Linked DNA regions of Homo sapiens: region 2 is linked to region 1. Evidence: chromatin loops called from intact Hi-C (ENCODE). Cell type or tissue: tibial artery. All regions are shown on one strand. Links, peaks and the distances in the headings refer to the core of each region. The heading gives the core; the rest is flanking DNA. Region 1 overlaps CENPP (centromere protein P). Region 2 holds the start of LOC100128361 (a long non-coding RNA gene).

The links. A loop is a pair of places that touch in the nucleus more often than their neighbours do. Peaks named below come from ENCODE experiments on the same cell type or tissue, not always from the same donor. Only the 100,000 strongest peaks of a DNase experiment are listed, where the experiment ranks them.
Region 2: a loop joins it to region 1, with 4 times the contacts of the local background. A loop is called at or near these places in 2 of 110 quality-filtered maps.

What each region holds. Positions count from the first base shown.
Region 1 is chr9:92,457,836-92,465,835 of GRCh38, forward strand. The region is part of intron 5 of CENPP (centromere protein P); the gene reads left to right. It overlaps ASPN (asporin), which reads right to left. Exons shown (of 8, transcript NM_017680.6): 5 at 7,084-7,194; 6 at 2,639-2,732; 7 at 1,797-1,935. Among named protein-coding and RNA genes, the nearest start is that of ASPN, 21 kb to the right of the region's middle. In tibial artery, for the core only: no CTCF peak of the experiment used is centred there; no DNase peak of the experiment used is centred there; H3K27ac peaks cover 4,898 bases.
Region 2 is chr9:92,610,417-92,619,510 of GRCh38, forward strand. It overlaps CENPP (centromere protein P), which reads left to right. Exons shown (of 8, transcript NM_001012267.3): 6 at 898-977; 7 at 2,107-2,198; 8 at 2,603-9,094. The coding sequence ends at 2,733. IPPK (inositol-pentakisphosphate 2-kinase) reads right to left here. Exons shown (of 13, transcript NM_022755.6): 12 at 9,070-9,094; 13 at 2,767-5,641. The coding sequence ends at 5,416. LOC100128361 (a long non-coding RNA gene) reads left to right here and starts at 7,634. Exons shown (of 1, transcript NR_036505.1): 1 at 7,634-9,094. In tibial artery, for the core only: no CTCF peak of the experiment used is centred there; DNase peaks (open chromatin) are centred at 3,775, 4,605, 6,525, 7,845 and 1 weaker place; H3K27ac peaks cover 5,546 bases.

The sequences.
Region 1 (8,000 bases), core at 1-8,000:
CTTTTATAAACATACATATTTTTAAATATACATATTTATGTGTATATATATGGTTACTTCAGTGCCATATTTACAATAATGCATTTAAAACATTAGAAATGATCAGAAGAATGAAATTTAATGCTCTAAGAATTAGGCTCACAATTTGATTGTGAAGAATTATTAGCTAGCATTTTCTGTGACCAAAGGAGAATTTTTCTAAGTTGTTTTGTAGAAAGATCTATCAACATCCTAAATGCAGAATTGTAATATAGCATCAATAATTGAAATCACTTGATCTTATGTACACCAGTGGACAAGTCACAATTTTACAGGCCGTGTACATGTCTTTTTAAATTAAATTCTTACTCAAAAAGTATGGTAAATAGAGGAACTTTCCCTCATTCCCTTTAACAGCCCTTCTAATTTCTTCTTTGGCCTTTTTTGGTAACAGTGAGATTTCTGGGAAATAAAAGCAATCTACTTAACTGACAGCATTTTTGTGTACTGAAGAGCAGAAGTCTTTTGCTGGCCAACGTGGGATATCCTCCCTGGCTGTTGTTACCTCTAGATTCTGCCTTTATGTCTTAGTAAGACTGATATGAGACCAATCATGAAAATTCTAGGCATTGCTAAAACATTTAAGTTTGGTGTTCAGTCCCCCAGCTGCTCAATATAAGTGCAAGGTATAGTTTACCATAGTACTGATCTCACTGGGAATGAAAACCTGCTGGACATCAGTGTGTTTACTTTGTGGACATTCATTGAAATATATGCTTATGACATGTGTTCTTCTGTTTGTGTTATAATTCTATTCATTTAATTAATGCTAGCAAGAGTATAGGTAGATTTAAGAGAGACCAGAAGCTGGAAGCAGAGTTGTGGAGCAAATTAAGCAGAAATGACATCAGGGATGGGGCAGCTTGAGAGAGGACGGACTCAAGTTGTAGTCACTGGCTAAACAGACATCCAAATGCAGCATTTGGAAAAGTCAAAGCAAAAGTTGTGATCTTGAGATTAGCACCTGCCTATATTACATTCATTTTGATGGTTTGTATCTCAAAGGAGTACAGTGAACGAAACTTGTTTAAAGATACACCGGAAAGAAAAAGAGAAGAGGCAGAGTGGCTTGTTGCCCAGTTTTGTTCTCAAGCTCCTTGGAAGATGAAAACTTTTGTTCTTGGGAAGATCTAAATCTTTATTAGATTCTCCAAGGAATCTGTGGCCCCTTCCAGCCAGTTAAGAGTTGTCAAATAGAAGGAAAAGATTTCTAATAATGAATAAAAACAAACAACAAAATGGGAACTCATGATGCTCCAGATGGTGACTTTAAATTGGTTATATACTGTATTCTGGTTGGAATGTTTAAAAAAAAATATACATGTCTATCCTAGCACCACACTGAAAGCGAAAATACCAGGAGCCTAATCCTCTTGCTCTGCCTTGAGAAATGTTTCCAGATCAAAAGGACACGTGACACTGCTCCATGTCCTCCTGACCAGTCCTGCCTCTGCGTAGCCACCCCTGCCCTAAAATCTGAAATTAACTGTGCCAGCGGCTTTGCCGCAATGTCCTCAGCAGTTTCAACAGGAGAAACCAAAAGATGGAAATGGATCCTGAGCTTTCTTGTGACGTCGATGTAGAAACCATTCTCCTAAAGCTCTCCTACTTCTTAAAACACCTCATGCAACCTGGAGAGTCATTATGTTTGAATCACCCTTGCTGCTTACTTGGTCTTTGCTTGAGGTGTGCTAAAGTGTGTTATAAAAACTGAAGAAAAATACCAATATCTACTGAACACAAGTAGAATGTTTTACCTGGAGGTATTTCAACTCTGGTAATCCTGAAGGGATTTTTTTTAGTTTATTGTTTTCCAAATGTATTTCTCTCACACGTGGTATGTTAGCAAGACTCCCATTTTCGATATCTGTGATTTTGTTGTTTCCTAGGCCCAGCCTAAAAATGATATAAAATGCATCAAGTCTTACACAGATGGTTAGGTGTGATAGAGTTAGCTGAAAACACCGCAAACTAGTTAGAATATAAGCCTGTCCTATTTATATATATGTTCAAAGATATTTCATTACTTTATTTAATAACCTACTTCAGTATGTAACAACTATCTTCCAGTTTTGTCAGAAAATTCTTTGACCTAAATTTAACAAAAGGGAAATTTGAAAAGTCATTTTCTTCTTTTCACTTGATTCGCCCCTATCAGCAGAGGTGGTAATAACGGTGGTTCTTTTTTTTTTTTTTTTTTTTTTAAGATGGAGTCTCGCTCTGTTGCCCATGCCCAGGCTGGAGTGCAGTGGCACAGTCTTGGCTCACTGCAACCTCAGCCTCCCGAGTAGCTGGGATTACAGGCGCCCTCCACCATGCCTGGCTAATTTTCGTATTTTTTAGTAGAGATGGGGTTTTACCATGTTAGCCAGACTGGTCTCGAACTCCTGACCTCGGGATCTGCCCGCCTTGGCCTCCCAAAGTGCTGGGATTACAGGCGTGAGCCACCACACCCGGCCAATTGTGGTTCTTTCTAGTTTTCCCTTCACACTCTCCAGTTCCAACAGCAACTGGCTAAACAGACAGTGATCTCTACCAGGGTCCCTGTGCACATTCTCCAGGAGGTATCATTCTAAGTTAAAATTTTGGGAACGTTTACCTTTGTAGTTCTTTGTATCGTTTAAAATCCTCAAGTTCCACTGTTGAAATTTTATTATAATCTAAGTGAAGCTCCAATAAAGTTGGTGGTAAGCCTAATAAGAAGAGAAATATATATGTTAAGTCAAGTATCACTAAGCCCAATTGACTATTTGTTTACTTTTCAAGTTTCAGATTATGGATTTAGGCAACTTTTTAGGCACTAACTCTTTTTTTTCTTTGAGACAGAGTTTCACTCTTGTTGCCCAGACTGGAGTGCAGTGCCGTGATATCAGCTTACTGCAACCTCCATCTCCTGGGTTCAAGCAGTTCTTCGGCCTCAGCCTCCTGAGTAGCTGAGATAACAGGTATGCACCACCATACCTGGCTAATTTTTTGTACTTTTTAGTAGAGATGGGGTTTCACCATGTTGGCCAGGTTGGTTTCAAACTTCTGACCTCAGGTGATCCACCCCCCTCGGCCTCCTAAAGTGCTGGGATTACAGGCGTGAGCCACCACACCCAGCCTGGTACCTACTTTTTATTAACTTCTTATTATGGTAAAATTGTAACCATTCATAAAATAGTAACTAGTATTATGAACCACCATGCTCAGCTTCAACAGTTATCTCCATTTTTCCTATCTTGTTTTATCTACTCTTAATTATTTATTGATCTGTTTATCTATTTTTATTTTGCCATATTTCTTTTGCTGGAGTATTTAAAGTCAAATCTTATACATAATGTCATTTCTTCTATAAATTCTTCAATTAGATGTCTCTAACTGATAAGGTCATCTTGTTTTTTGTTTTTTGTTTTTTAACATAACCACCCTGTTAATATCACATCTAACAAGATTAATACATTCTTTACTGTCATCTAATATAGTAAAGTTTCCCCACTTGTCTCAAATACGTCATTTTACAGTTGATTTGTTCAAGTTAGGATTAAATGAAGTTTACAGAATACATTTGGTTCTTATCGCTCTTGAAATCTCTCTTAATGTACAACATACTCCCTCCTTTTTTCTCCCTCTTCTTTTGATTTATTTCCATATTAATTTGTTTGAGACACTCCTTTTGTGGATTTGGCTGACAGCTTCCATGTGATATCATTTATCAGGATCCTTTAACTTCTTCCTATGCCCTGGTAGTCAGATGCAGAGAGACATTCAGATAAAAGCAAATCAGCCTTTCACCTGAGGGTCTTAGCATTCATGCACGATTGTTGCCTAGATCCATTCTGTCATTAGGAATTGGAAAATGGTGACTTCCTGATGTCATTCTTGATGGATTTATTAGCTGGAATTCTTCTCTAAAGAATTTTCTTTCATTAATTATTTAGTTACTTTGTAAGATTGTTTTTATAGAAAAGGCAGCAAAACTTGATTCATTCAAGTAATGAATTCATGCAATGCCCAGAGGTGACCAGTTAAGGTTTTTTGTGTTTTTTTTAAAACACCATTATAAACACGGATTTTTACCCTATTTGATATGTTCAGGTCATTGCAGTATTTATTCTTTCTTTTCTTTTCTTTTCTTTTTTGTGGCAGGGTCTCACTCTGTCACCCAGGCTGGAGTGTAGTAGCGCAGTCTTGGCTCACTGCAGCCTCCGCCTCCCAGGTTCAACTGATTCTCTTGCCTCAGCCTCCCAAGTAGCTGGGACTACAGGTGTGCACCACCATGCCCAGCTAATTTTTGCATTTTTGATAGACATGGGGTTTTACCATATTGGCCAGACTGGTCTTGAACTCCTGACCTCAAGCGATCCGCCTACCTTGGCCTCCCAAAATGCTGGGATTACAGGCATGAGCCACTGTGCCTGGCTCTATTCTTTCAATTAGCAGTAGTTTTTGTGTAAGCTAAGTGTATCTGTAGTACCCCCGCACATGGCAGGTGCCCAGTGAATAATCGTTCTTTCTCTTCTCAACGGGGCATATCCTGACCCCCACTCTCCCCAAATGAACTGAAGCTGGAATGAAAGGGACTGACCAGAAGATTCCATCAAACCTCATTTTGTTAGCCCTATATACAAAGTATTATTTGTCAACCCAAGTATCTGGTTAGCTAGCTGGAAAATGCTCTCCTTTTTTCAAGTCTTGATGAAATATTTCCCTTCTATATTAGCAATAAAGACGGATGAAGATAATTGAAACATCTTTATGAATAGCAATAATAGTTTCCATGACTGAATTTATTTTGATAACAGAATCTATTTTGAATTTTAAAATAAATAAACTAGGGAGCAGAAAAATAATTCTTCTAAACTGAGAAGGTTCTAATTTCTTGAATTTTGATTAATTGAGCTTAATTGTATTTATGGAATGATTATGTGGACCCTCCAGTATGTAAGGTAAAGGTTCTGTCCTCAAAGACATTATTTGCTAATTTAGAGCAGATCCATCATACATACAAAAATCACTAGAAAAATAGCTGGTGCAACGTGCCAGCGAATCTAGAATAGGTTGTACAAAGTTGGAAGAGAATAATCTCTGGGAGAGGACTTGTAGAAGTTGAGGGAACTGTTGTGTCCCTTAGGAAATGGGGAAGGTGGGTAACCAGAGAGAAGATTGAAGTGTAGCCTCTAGGATAAAACGAGCAGAGGTGTGAATTTGGCAGAAGCTCAGTAACTGCTGACAAATGTTAGCACACTTTTGTACCGGAATTTCTGTTCCCACCCTGTCTTCAAACAGGTCTCCCCTCTTCCCCACATAATATTATGCAGTAGAACTTCCTGAACGAATAGGAAAGAAGACATTTTCATCCTGTCCACATGATAACTTGTTGGGTCTGGTAAGGACCCTCAGGATACCTGCATCCTTTCATCTTGCCACAGGGGGTAATACTGACTGGATTATGCCATGCAGGCAGTCAGCTTTCACAGGTTAGTGAATTCTGAATGTCAAGGGGATTTGAAGGAATAGTTATTTAAGTTGAGAGATTTGATTCCAATTTAAATTTCTAAAGATTCCTTTTGGCTTTGAAAGAATCTTGAAAACTCATGAGAAGTTAAACCTTTACTTTTAAGATACACTTTGAAATTTAAATAGAATTTTGCAGTGTAGGAAAGACTTTTGGTGTGAACATAAAGAATGGCCATGTCAGGAGATGTGGCCTGGAACAGCAGCTCCCTCCTCCAGCCCTGTAGGCTGTCCTCCTCTCCTCCCTCTACCTTCCTCTTTTCCTTGTCTTCACTCTCCTTTACTGGATGTTATCTTCCAGCAGATGAAAGGGATTTTATATGTTTAACTTATTGGGTAGCATTTGCATTTTTTGTTGTTTTTCTAAAATGGGAAGGTAAATGTAACATTTTTGGTTTCTTGTAGAAAAACATCCACCTCCTTTAAAGCTACACTGAGGTGTTTTTTTGGATTTGTATAGTTCTGAATTAAACTGTTGTTTTCCTGGATAGAAAAGTTATTTTTCCTCTTTTACTTTAGATGATCTTTAGGTGACCTAAGTGAAAGGTCACCTCTTGATTAATAATAACAGCTTTACTGTGTCTTTTAAATTATCTGTATATGTTTGTTTTATTGATCTTCTGGATCAGGTGAGTAGATTAGAGGGGGTCGTGATGAAGTTGCTGCTTTAACTCATGGATACTGAAAGACGGAGCTGTTGGAAAGTAAAAATATGTTGTTAATCATAGGGGTTATTTTTGGCCCAGTTAGTCATCAAAGCAAAGAGAGCATGTGCCCTTGTTGGGAATAAGGAAAGCAAGACTTTGAGCAAGAGTTCCAAGAAAGGCAATCCTATGCAGCTAATCATCAGACAGGGAGCTTGGAAGTAATGGGTTAGAACACTGGTCATCTGGCAGACTTAAGGAGCATTCTACTTGAGGTGCTAGCCTTGGGTCACACAAAGCCATGATAAAGAGCACAGTGCTCATCTTGGTAATGATTATGTCACAGGTGGTCACTTCCTACGTGCTGGATGTTGTCCTCAGACCTTTCTGTGTATTGGCCCATTAGTCTTCACAGTACACCTGGGAAGAAGCTGGGTACAAAATGCCTTGCCTTGAATGGCATGTCCATTCCTGCCAGAGCCAGGGGCTGCCCAGTCTGGGCTCATAGGCTTCACCTCAAACTGTGGCTAAATGCCTGGGGACAGGGTCTCTTGCCCCATCTATCTTTCTCTGCTTTCTTCTGTATAGAATTCTCTACCTCTAACAGGTACTGCACAGAATGACAGGTATAAATGAGTAAATGTCAGGAAAGAGAAGGAAAACTAAAAGTTCATTGCTTCTTAATGTTTATTCTTAGTGGAGTAAAAAAAATTGTGGCTTAATTCTGTCAGGAAAAAGGCACTACATATGGCATTTTATGTGTGTGTAGACTATATTGACCAGATTTACTGGTGCAAAGATTTCTAGTTGCAGTGTATACTGCACAGTTTACAATATTAGATTGAATCGTTATTGAAAGGTGACAACTTTAAAATACCATATCTTAGATAAAGTAAATACAAACCTTTAGGAACTGAGGTCAGTTTTGCTTCTGCAATTCTGATATGGAACACCGTCACCCCTTCAAATGCCCCTGGCTCTATCCCATTATTATCAAGAGGGTTTGCACTCATTTCTGTCAGGGGAGAATGACATGACTTAGCACACATAGGTTGTATATAAAGGAAACTCACAGTGCAGAGAGACACATCCCAAGAATGAATATCCCAAGAAGCGTGAGCTTCATCCTTTAGGCTCATTTTCACTCGGTATATCTGCTTCTGTCTATCTACTGTCCTTTCTGTCAGCATCAGAAAAATACGGCTTTGTATTATGTAAACTGGAATATATGAGAAGTTCACTATTTTTCACTTTGAATTACCATATCAGTGACATTTTCACTCTCCTCCAACCATGAGCACAATTAAGGTTTTGTTATTGTAATAGTGCATCAAAAAAGATCATCCTTCATATAATCCAAAATGTTTATGTTTTTCTGTGTACATTTTTGTGTCTTAAACTTTTTTTAAATTGTAAGTCAATTAGAAATTGTTGTTTTGTTAGCAGAAATATAACCTTGAAGAAATGCCAGTAAGTGAGGCCAGGCACTTGGTTGAATTAAATGAATAAATGAATTAGTATCTTGGTTATGAATTTTGAATGGATATTATAGGGAGATGGCATGGTTATATGATAGGTGTCAGAAATAAAATCAGGTAGAGTTTTAAATATAAGACAAAAAATTCCTCACATCGATAATCTTAAAGCAGATAACCAAATGTTAGGTGCACATTCCAAATAATATCCAAACTAATTTTGTGTATTATATTTGAGTAGCTTATGCAATACATTAAAAATACTACCTTTAAATTAAATAATAAGTTATATTTTATTAGGGTCTGGTCAGAAACAGAAACCACGCTAAGTGTTTCAAAGGAGGTT
Region 2 (9,094 bases), core at 1-8,000, 150 kb after region 1:
ATGTATCATCTGTTCAGGTTCCAGTAAGCAAACTGTGTTGTGGTTTGATGATCTAAATTCGCGGGTCGGTTCTGGGATAGCTAGAGGCTACCAGGTCCTGCTGTAACAGAAACAGCAGACGTGTCCAGAATTTTCATAGCGCATGGGGGAAACCAGACTCTCCCAGAACCGCAAGCCTAGAAATCTGTGAGATTCCACTTGATTTCCCTGCTTTTGGGAGGAGGCTTTTGACCATAAAATGCCGTCTCATCATGAAGCTGACTTTCACCAAGGTAGGCCCTTTCCCTTACTGCAGTGGGAGCCGCACCACCACTGGGCACAGTGAGGATACCAGGGTGGGCTCCTGCCCATGCCCAGGACGGTGTGTGGGCTGGACACCACTGGGGTGAGTCCTGAGGACGGACAGGCGAGGGGCGTCCAGGCTCGGCCACAGCCCTCACGGAGCCTCAGCTCAAAGGGCTTTTCAGGTCAGATGCTAAAACCGTGAGAAAACAGCTGCTTTCCAGCAAAGAGCCTGACGCATCCGCTTGGGGAATCCTCTGACCAGTCCTCTCCAGACCGTCTGGGTTGTGACAGACAAGGGCAGACCAAGGAGCCATCCCAGATGGAAAGGGTGTGGGGAAACCTGTGAAATGAGAATACAGCTGTAGGGAGGTTATGTACAATGTTCATGATGGGGAAGCAGCAGTCATGGGAGCCTGGAGGCTGTGGAGAGACCTACAGTGGGGCGGACGTGTGTGACAGCAAGGGCAAGAGGGGCGGTTGGCACCCATGGATGCTGCGCAAACACTCGGACCCTGATTTTCGCCAGACACCTGGAACGGTGCCCCGTGCCCCTCCCATGGCCCCTTTCTCCCCACCAGTGGATCTGTCTACCCGTTTCTTCTCCCCATGCAGGAAAAGTACCCAGATGCCGTGTACCTCTCGGAGGGGCCCTCCTCCTGCTCCATGGGGATCCGCAGCGCCAGCCGGCCAGGGTGAGCCTGCACAGGCCATGGGGCCTCCCATTTCCTGTTCAAACAAGGATTCCAAGTAGGAGACCACCTAAGTAGGATTCTAAGTAGTAAACTACCTAACCAAGAACTAAAGGTCGTCGGTTGGAGGAATCAGTGGTCCCAGCAGATATGCCCAGTATGGGGGTGCGGGGAGCTGGAGCTCTGGAGGATGTGCTGGGCCGCAGGGGGAAAACGCCAGTCCTGGGGCCCACCCCAGGACTTATGGGGTCAAGGAAGGGAGGCTGGGAGAAAGTGGAGATGCTTGTGGATCTGCTGTTACTTCAGAAATCGAAGGGAGGAAGCCAGGGGTGAGTGGAAAACCCCAAAGCAATGAGAAGAAACAGGACAGGCTTAGTGCCCTGATAGCACAGCTGATCCCTCCACCAGCCCCGGCGCCACCCTGGCCCGTGCCGTGTTCTCCATCCTCTTCCCTTGGCTGTGCATGTGTGGACATGTATCCATCTGGGTGTGCTTTTATGACCTGTGTGTGAATGCCTCAACTCAACTGGTTTCCAAGCTTTAAAATCATGTGGTCCTTATGCAGGCTTCTGGGACTTGCCTTTGTCACCGTTCACCTCCTCCAGGGTCATGAGCAGCTGCAGTGCAGTTTCACTGCTCATCCTCCCGGAGGGGATCATACACAGCGTCTTGCTGCGCTCTTCAGCTCTGGAGCACGTGGCTTCTTTGTTCTGGCTCACACCTCCTGGCACACAGTACATAAGCTTCTCCTGGGCTCAACTGCCTAGAAATGAAATTCCTGTGTCATGCATGGATGCATGTTCAGCTTACTGTCAGTGCCAGATTATTTCCAAAGTGGCTTGTCCATGTCTGCTCCCACCAGTAATTTTGAAGTTTCTGTTGCTCCATGTTCTGTACTTCGCTGGTATTGGCCTACTAATGTTTGCCAATGCAGTGGGGACAGAGCAGCACCTTCCTGTGATCCTGGTTCCATTTGCCTGTGCTACTGACTGTGCCTCTTCTTGGCTGTGGATTGGGGTTTCTAGCAGGGGAGCCCAGCATGGGGAAATGGAGACCAGGTGCGACTCATGGTTGCTAATCTTTTCGCCAGATTTCAAAAAGCACATAACGACATGTTTTACTGCTTTTTCAGGTTTGAATTAGTCATTGTTTGGAGGATACAAATAGATGAAGATGGGAAGGTTTTTCCAAAGCTGGATCTTCTCACCAAAGTCCCACAGCGAGGTAGGGCCCTGGGTGTGGCTGCTCTAGGTGACTTCTCAACATGCCCAGCAAAGCCGCCTGCCTGTTTCCTCTGGGTTTCAAAGGGCAAGAATCAAAAATTGGAAATCTCATTAATGTACTTTGTCTATCAATTTTTAAATATTTTTATCAATAATCACTCAAAAAGAACATGAAAAGGGATTGCTGCCCCAAGGCCCTCCCAGGCTGAATGCACAGGGAATATGCCTCCAGCCGTAGGTGAGGCCTCCACTCACTCCATCTCCTCGCCCGCCACTAGCATGTCCCATCCCATGCAGCTAGTCGGGAGGAGTGCGGGGTCTTGGTGAGGTCCATGCCAGCAGAAAACAAAAGACCAAAAGCTGCCACCTTGAAGTTTCTTACCCGGTTTAATGTTTTCTTTATAGCCCTGGAGCTGGACAAGAACAGAGCCATAGAAACTGCTCCTCTCAGCTTCCGAACCCTGGTAGGACTGCTTGGAATCGAAGCTGCTCTGGAAAGCCTGATAAAATCGCTTTGTGCAGAGGAGAACAACTAGTTCCAAAACAGTGAACGTGGAGGATGAAGATGCTGCGTGGAGGAACATGCAATTTTATTCAATATAAACATTTGCTATTTTCTGCTTAGAAACCACACCCTGAAGACGTGCTGTCTATGCAGTTATGGCACATTATATGGAAACTCTCATGACATGAAAAATAAATACAACTAGTTAAGTATAAAATGCCAAATAAAAGTGACACGTACAATGTGGTTTATAAAAATAAGCTTAACATCTGAGAAAATGTACCAAGTGGTTGTGTGTCCTCAGATGTGTGGGGAGGATCCATCCCCCACCCACTGCAGCCTCACACCGAGTCCACCTTGGACATGGTGGCCACATTACTCAGCTGGGAGAAGCCACCCTTATCCTGGTTCCTGCCTCCTGGGGGCTCTGGAGACGGATGCCTATGGCGCCTCATCTTTAAACTGTCCTTAGTAGCCCAGGGGAGCCACACCCTCACTCCCTGCCTCCCCCCGGTCCGCATGGTGGCACCGTGAGGCAGTCTCAGCAAGTCCTCATGCTGTTCTTGGTCTTCCACAAGAAAGTGAAGCTGTCAGCTTAATAACAAGAATGGCCTAAGACAGCAAAGACAGCACTGTTCCTGGGCTGGGACGCAAGGAATGAGGTCCTTTATGAAAGAAAGACCCCCCTGCATAGCCTAAGTGCTATATCGATCGTCCCGGATGTGCCTTAAGAACCGTGACCTCATCAGTCGCCCATTTAGCATTGTTAAGATCTGTGAACGCGTGTTGTCTCAAACCAGTCAGGGCCGTCATGACTACGCAGCAGCAGCAGTTTCCAAGACGGGCCAGAAACGCATCCACAGCAGTGGCACCCGCGGCTCAGGGGCTCCTCACAGCCCGGGCTGGTGGGAGCCAAGACCAGACAGAGTGGGGGTCTCCATCTGTTTTCTCTTCTCCCTCAAATACAGGCTGTTTTCATCGTGTCTAGTCCAGCCCTGTCTGGGCCCTGTGCTAGGCAATAACTCTTGCAGCCCTGAAGGACCTAGGGAGCCCAGCCCACCTTCCCACGGACTGGGGTTCCCTCACATGTGCACTTGAACCCAGGACCCAGCATCCTCCACACACCGTGACAATGGGCAAAATCATCCCAAACCAGGCTGCCCCAGCCCCAGCCCAGCAACAGTGAACTCCCTTGGGTCAAGACAGTACTCAACGGCCACTACCTCCACGCTTCCCAGAGCCTGCGGCTTGTCCGTGAGCTCCGTGCACTTCACCAAAGCCCCCATCCCAGCACACAGGACCCGTGTGTATGAGACGGTGTCATTGGAAGTGAGAAGAAAACAGTAAAAGTGTCCAGTTAGATAAGTATCTTTTTGCACCTCTGAGAGTAGAATTAGAAGTAAATATGACAGAATTGAACAATAAATTCTAGAAGAGTTGCCTTGATTCAAACAAGTATAATTCTCAAGTTATCACAAAATTTCCCACAAAAATTTACAATCAGCAAAATAGTTTCCTTATTTCTCATGTATCATTTTCATATAATTCCATGGTTTCACTAATATTATATGTTACAATAAGCCTCCATTAGTCCCTCAAAACGATGATATAAATAAGTCTGTACAACCTAGCATAGAATAAAAAACTGAAACCAAGATTCCCAACGTTTTTCATAGCAGCCGGGCACACTTTGGTGACCCCAACGAGAACCCTCTCGGCAGCAGCCAGGAGCTGTTCACCTTCCAGAAGCAGGGCCTGTGGCAGCCTAACAGGGAGAGGCCACGGGGCCCAAAAACGCAACACGTCTCAAGGCAAACCCGAGGGAGGAACTTGGTCTGGGAGGAAGAGAGAACTCGCTCCTCAACCACCCCAGACACTGGAGTGTCAGGAAAGCACTGAGCTGTTGGGGCACACTGCCCAGCCCGGCCACAGCAGCTCAGCCAGTCACAGCTCCACCTCCAACTTCTACAGCAGCAATTTTTAGTGGGAAAGAACAGCTCATCTCCCCCTCATGTGAAAGATTAAATTGTAAAGCAAAAAAAAAAAGGTCAATGCTCGCATGAGTGGTGTCCATCCTGACCTGAGCCTTGCGCTCCCTGCTGCCCTGTGTGGAACTGTGGGCTTCAGCACCTCCACAGGGACCCTGAGTCTACACTGCTCAGAATCGGCATCTGCGCGACCACGAGGTCACGCTGTGCAGCAGGGAACCACCTAAAAACCTGTGTTGATATGTGGCTTGCACTGAAAAAGTGACCATGTAACTCAGCTGGGGGAAGTTCCAGTAGTATCCATGTTTTCTTAAAAGTCCAAACTGTAAAATGTATGTGACAATTCAAGTTTTCTATGTTAGGAGTCTGGTGGTAGCAGATCCAAACCTTGGGTCTTAGAATAAGGCTTTTCGCATTAGAGAATCAGACATGAGCCCTGGTTGGGAAAGAAGAACTATCCAGAACGTCTTCCCAGGGCTTAACGGACACTTCCATTTTAAGAGTGTGAGCAGCTTCCTGGGACACAGCACTCACTTCCTACATTCCTTGTCCAGGAAGTTGTTTCTAGTGCTCTTCAATTCCATGTCTCCAAGAGGCAATCCCACCTCAAAAGGGGTTAAAAGCAAAAACATTCACAACCAAAGGTCACCCAACACAACAGAAAATATCTCTATCATTCAGCCTTCACATTATGTTCAAGTTTCAAAGACACTGCAGGGAAAGAGTTAGACCTTGTGGAGAACTAATGTGCAATCTTCGCTTTCCTTGAACCGAGTCGACATCACGGCGTTGTCTTTGGCACGTACAGTCTTTGAATAATAGTTGACGATCTTGCCGTCCAGTTTATACTGATGGGGAATGCTCTCGTAGGGCTTGAGGTCAAGGTCCAGCACAGACACGGAAAAGGCAAACCTGGACCTCGATGAAGGGACGACAGGCCTTTGATCAGAGCTGCAAGTAAAAAGTACCATTTCAGGATACACAAGCCCCCCATTCATTTCCCTCCCTCCCGTTCTCTCTCCCTTTCTTCTTTCAACTAGTATGTTTTTATGTTTTTTCTTTGACTTCTGCAAAGTTAGATAAATCAATCTCTTTTAAAAGAGAAGTGAATGGCCTCACACCCCAGCTCACAAAGAGCACTCGTTCTGTGCACCTGTGATCTGTGCGTGTGACAGCTGTCTGTGCCGGCTGTGTGCACCAGCGTGCAAAGCTTCCTCAGGCCAGTGCACCCCACCATACCAGGCGAGAGAGGGTTAAAGGACTGAAAGATGGAAAAGTAATTATGTGGAACATGTGAGCGATGTTCCCCCAGCCCAGTGGTATAAACGAACGCTGAAAAATCACTTTATCATGAGCCAAGTATTACAAAACCCAACAAAAAGTAAAAAGTAGATCTGGCCATTCCAGCGCCAAATGGATGGAATGTCGACAAGCCTTCTTCTTTGCCTCTCCTGTCTGCTGAGAAACGCAAGCTCCTTTGGTTCACATTTGAAGAGATCTGGTTTCTCATTTTATTCTCAAATTTTATCTTCAGTCCTTTGTATTTTGCTTCTCAGGGCTTAGTTTTGTGGTTTTAACCTCAGAAGTCGTGTGCTTATAACAAGATGTGATTAATTATTTGCCCTGAAAAACACATTTAGGATTACTCCGAGTCCTGAGCTCTGACTGCTGTGTGTCCCGCTTTTCGTCTCCGGGCACTCAGCGCACAGCACTCAAGACACTGGCTAAACAAGTGACCTAAGCTCAGTTCAGTCCAAGAGAAGTATCCTGGGTTCTGGTGTCCCAATGTTTACTACGCTTTGAGATTTAGAAATCAACAAGCCAAACCCCAACTTCAAAAGCTCCTGCCGAGGAGAGGAAATACTGATCAGCACGTCCCTGCTCTGACGCTGCTCACCATGGCCTTGGCGCTCACTGCTGCCCTGCCCCAGAATCCTGTTTGTAGAAAAAACAAATCCCTGACTAAGCTGCTGGGGTAAGTAACTATTCTCATCTGAAGAGTAAACAGCAAATAACTCATTTACAAATTAAGGTCATGAGTCTCGCTCCAGAAGCTGGAGTGTGCCTGCAGCTCATCCCAAGGGGCCACATTTTATTGGGAGAACCTCAGAAGCCCAAGGTACTGCTCAGTTCTGAGGCCTGAGACCCAAGCTGGGTGCACCTGGGCTGGAACAGTCACATCCCCAGCCCATGACTAGGGTTACGTATTTTAAAGGACACCCCAATTTCTCAGAAGCAGCACCTGACAAGACCATGGGTGTAAAGACAGGAAGGATGTTCCAGGCAGCTCCCGGGGAGGGTCTGACTACCTGGGTCAACCACAAGCTAGCTCCATGGGAACCAATGGCAGTGACCAGCGGGCACCAGCTCCTGACACAGAAATGCTCTTCTTCCCCCTCAGTACCCCGGAGGCCAAGACTGGGCAAGAGGCCCCAGGGACACACCTGTCCCTTGTGCCACAAGTGTGCCCTCTAGCAGCCTTGGAGAATGAGGCTCAGGTGGCCTTCTGGCTGCAGGGGGGCAGCCCTTGCCTGGAAGGCCGTTCTCCAGGACACTGACCCGCTGGGGGTTACCGGGGGACCAGCAGCCTCCAAGGGTGCTGGGGATCGGGGTGGAGAAGCCAAGGCCGCACACTGTGTTTCAAATGGGAGGTCGAGAGGAGCATCAGGGTTTAGGCCGGGAAGCTGTGGCAGCTCTCTCCACAGTTCCAAATTCCCAAAGGGACAAAGCTCTGCAGCGACAGGAAGGCAGATCCAACTTGAGACATTTTCCTTTATGACAGGGCAGAAACAGTAGTGCAGAGCTGGAGAAGCCTTTATTTTAGGGGGTGTAAGAAGTTTAAATGTGGTCAATCTATCTGTGAGCTGCAAATTAGTCTAGGGATCTAAATTTAGTCTCAGGTCTACCAGGTATCTCAAGACGCCAAGATGACTCATGATAAATCCCAGCCTTAGTTTGTCCCTAGGCCTCTAGAGCACCACAGTTACTGGAACTTCACAGGTGCGGCCACTGCGCACACCTTCCTGGAAGCAGGCCCAGCCCCACACGCCATGTTCTCGGAGGAGAAGCCTTCTCTGAGATCCTCTCCTTTTGTTGAGAAAGGCCTGGCTAGAGTGCTTTGTGCAGGATGGTTCCAGTGCCTACACCCTAGGTCTGAGAAGCCACATGGCTCAGTGCCTTCAGGACATGCCCTCCCCTCCCCTCCTAGTGTCGTTTCTGCTGAGCAGCTGGTCGTAAGGACCCGGGCCTTCAGCTTTCCCCGCATGCTGGCTTTCCAATTTGACATCACTGACCAGGCACTAAGAGATTCCCAGGTGCTAGACGAGGTGAGTAACATGTCTGTCCTTCAGCGGCCTTTCACAGCCCACCTAAGGGCACCCTGCATCCAAGCACATTTCCATTGCCCAGCTGCATCCTTGGTCGGGGGGCTGCTGAACAGTGGTATCTTCGTGGGTTTTCTCTCATCGAACACCACCAGCTTAATCCAGTTAAGGAATTCCTCATAACTTAGCCCTGTAGGTATTTCCTTAGGGGATAACAGGAGTTTTCAACTAAATAGAACAACCTTTTTTCTACTTCAGTTAGCCCTATAATGTTCCTCAGTATTTCATATTGGAAAGTAAACAATTCTGTGCCTGCCAGGGAACAGGAATCCTGGGAACTGTTTAGTTCAAAAGCACCGGGAAAGTGAGTGGCTGGCAGCCAGCAACCAAGGTCATCTTGACCCAGGAACACATGTTAGAAGAATGTGGAACATTCCGCAAATACTGGGTGCAGGGTTTAGCACCCCTGAAGATCGGTGATGGAGATGCTGTCTAACGACTATGAGATTATCAGTTTCATCCCGAATTCCCAGAAACAGAGGGGACTGGACAAAACTAGTGACATTAGGGAGAGGGGCGGCACATAGGCTGGTTATTCAGAAGAGGAAGCAGAATGAATGCGCGCCTCACAGGCTTTCAAATGACTGTGGTGGTAAAAAGGCAGGTGCGCCATGCTGCCACTGTGGGAGACCGAGGAACAAGGGCCACAGGTACCCACACATCTCAGGGGCTGGCTTTCTTTGAGGGAATGCAATGGGCAGCTCACTGTCCACATTGTTTCTGAGCTCTTGGGAGTATTTTCTTAGAAAACAGTAACTTTCAATGTACTAACAATCCTTTTAAGTTATTCTCCATAAATCTGTCTTTTGACTGAATTACAAGCTTCTAGAGGGCGAGAGTTAGTAAGCCCCATGATGTCACATAGGCCAAGGAAGTTATGTCACTCCGCCATGGAGTCTCTAAATATGGGGAAACCAACTATCCTATTAACAATTCACCAACTGTCCATAAAACCCCGTTAGACCCAGGCTGCATGCCTTGCAGTGGGGGCCTCACCTGGCATCCTGCAGACAGGGAGACA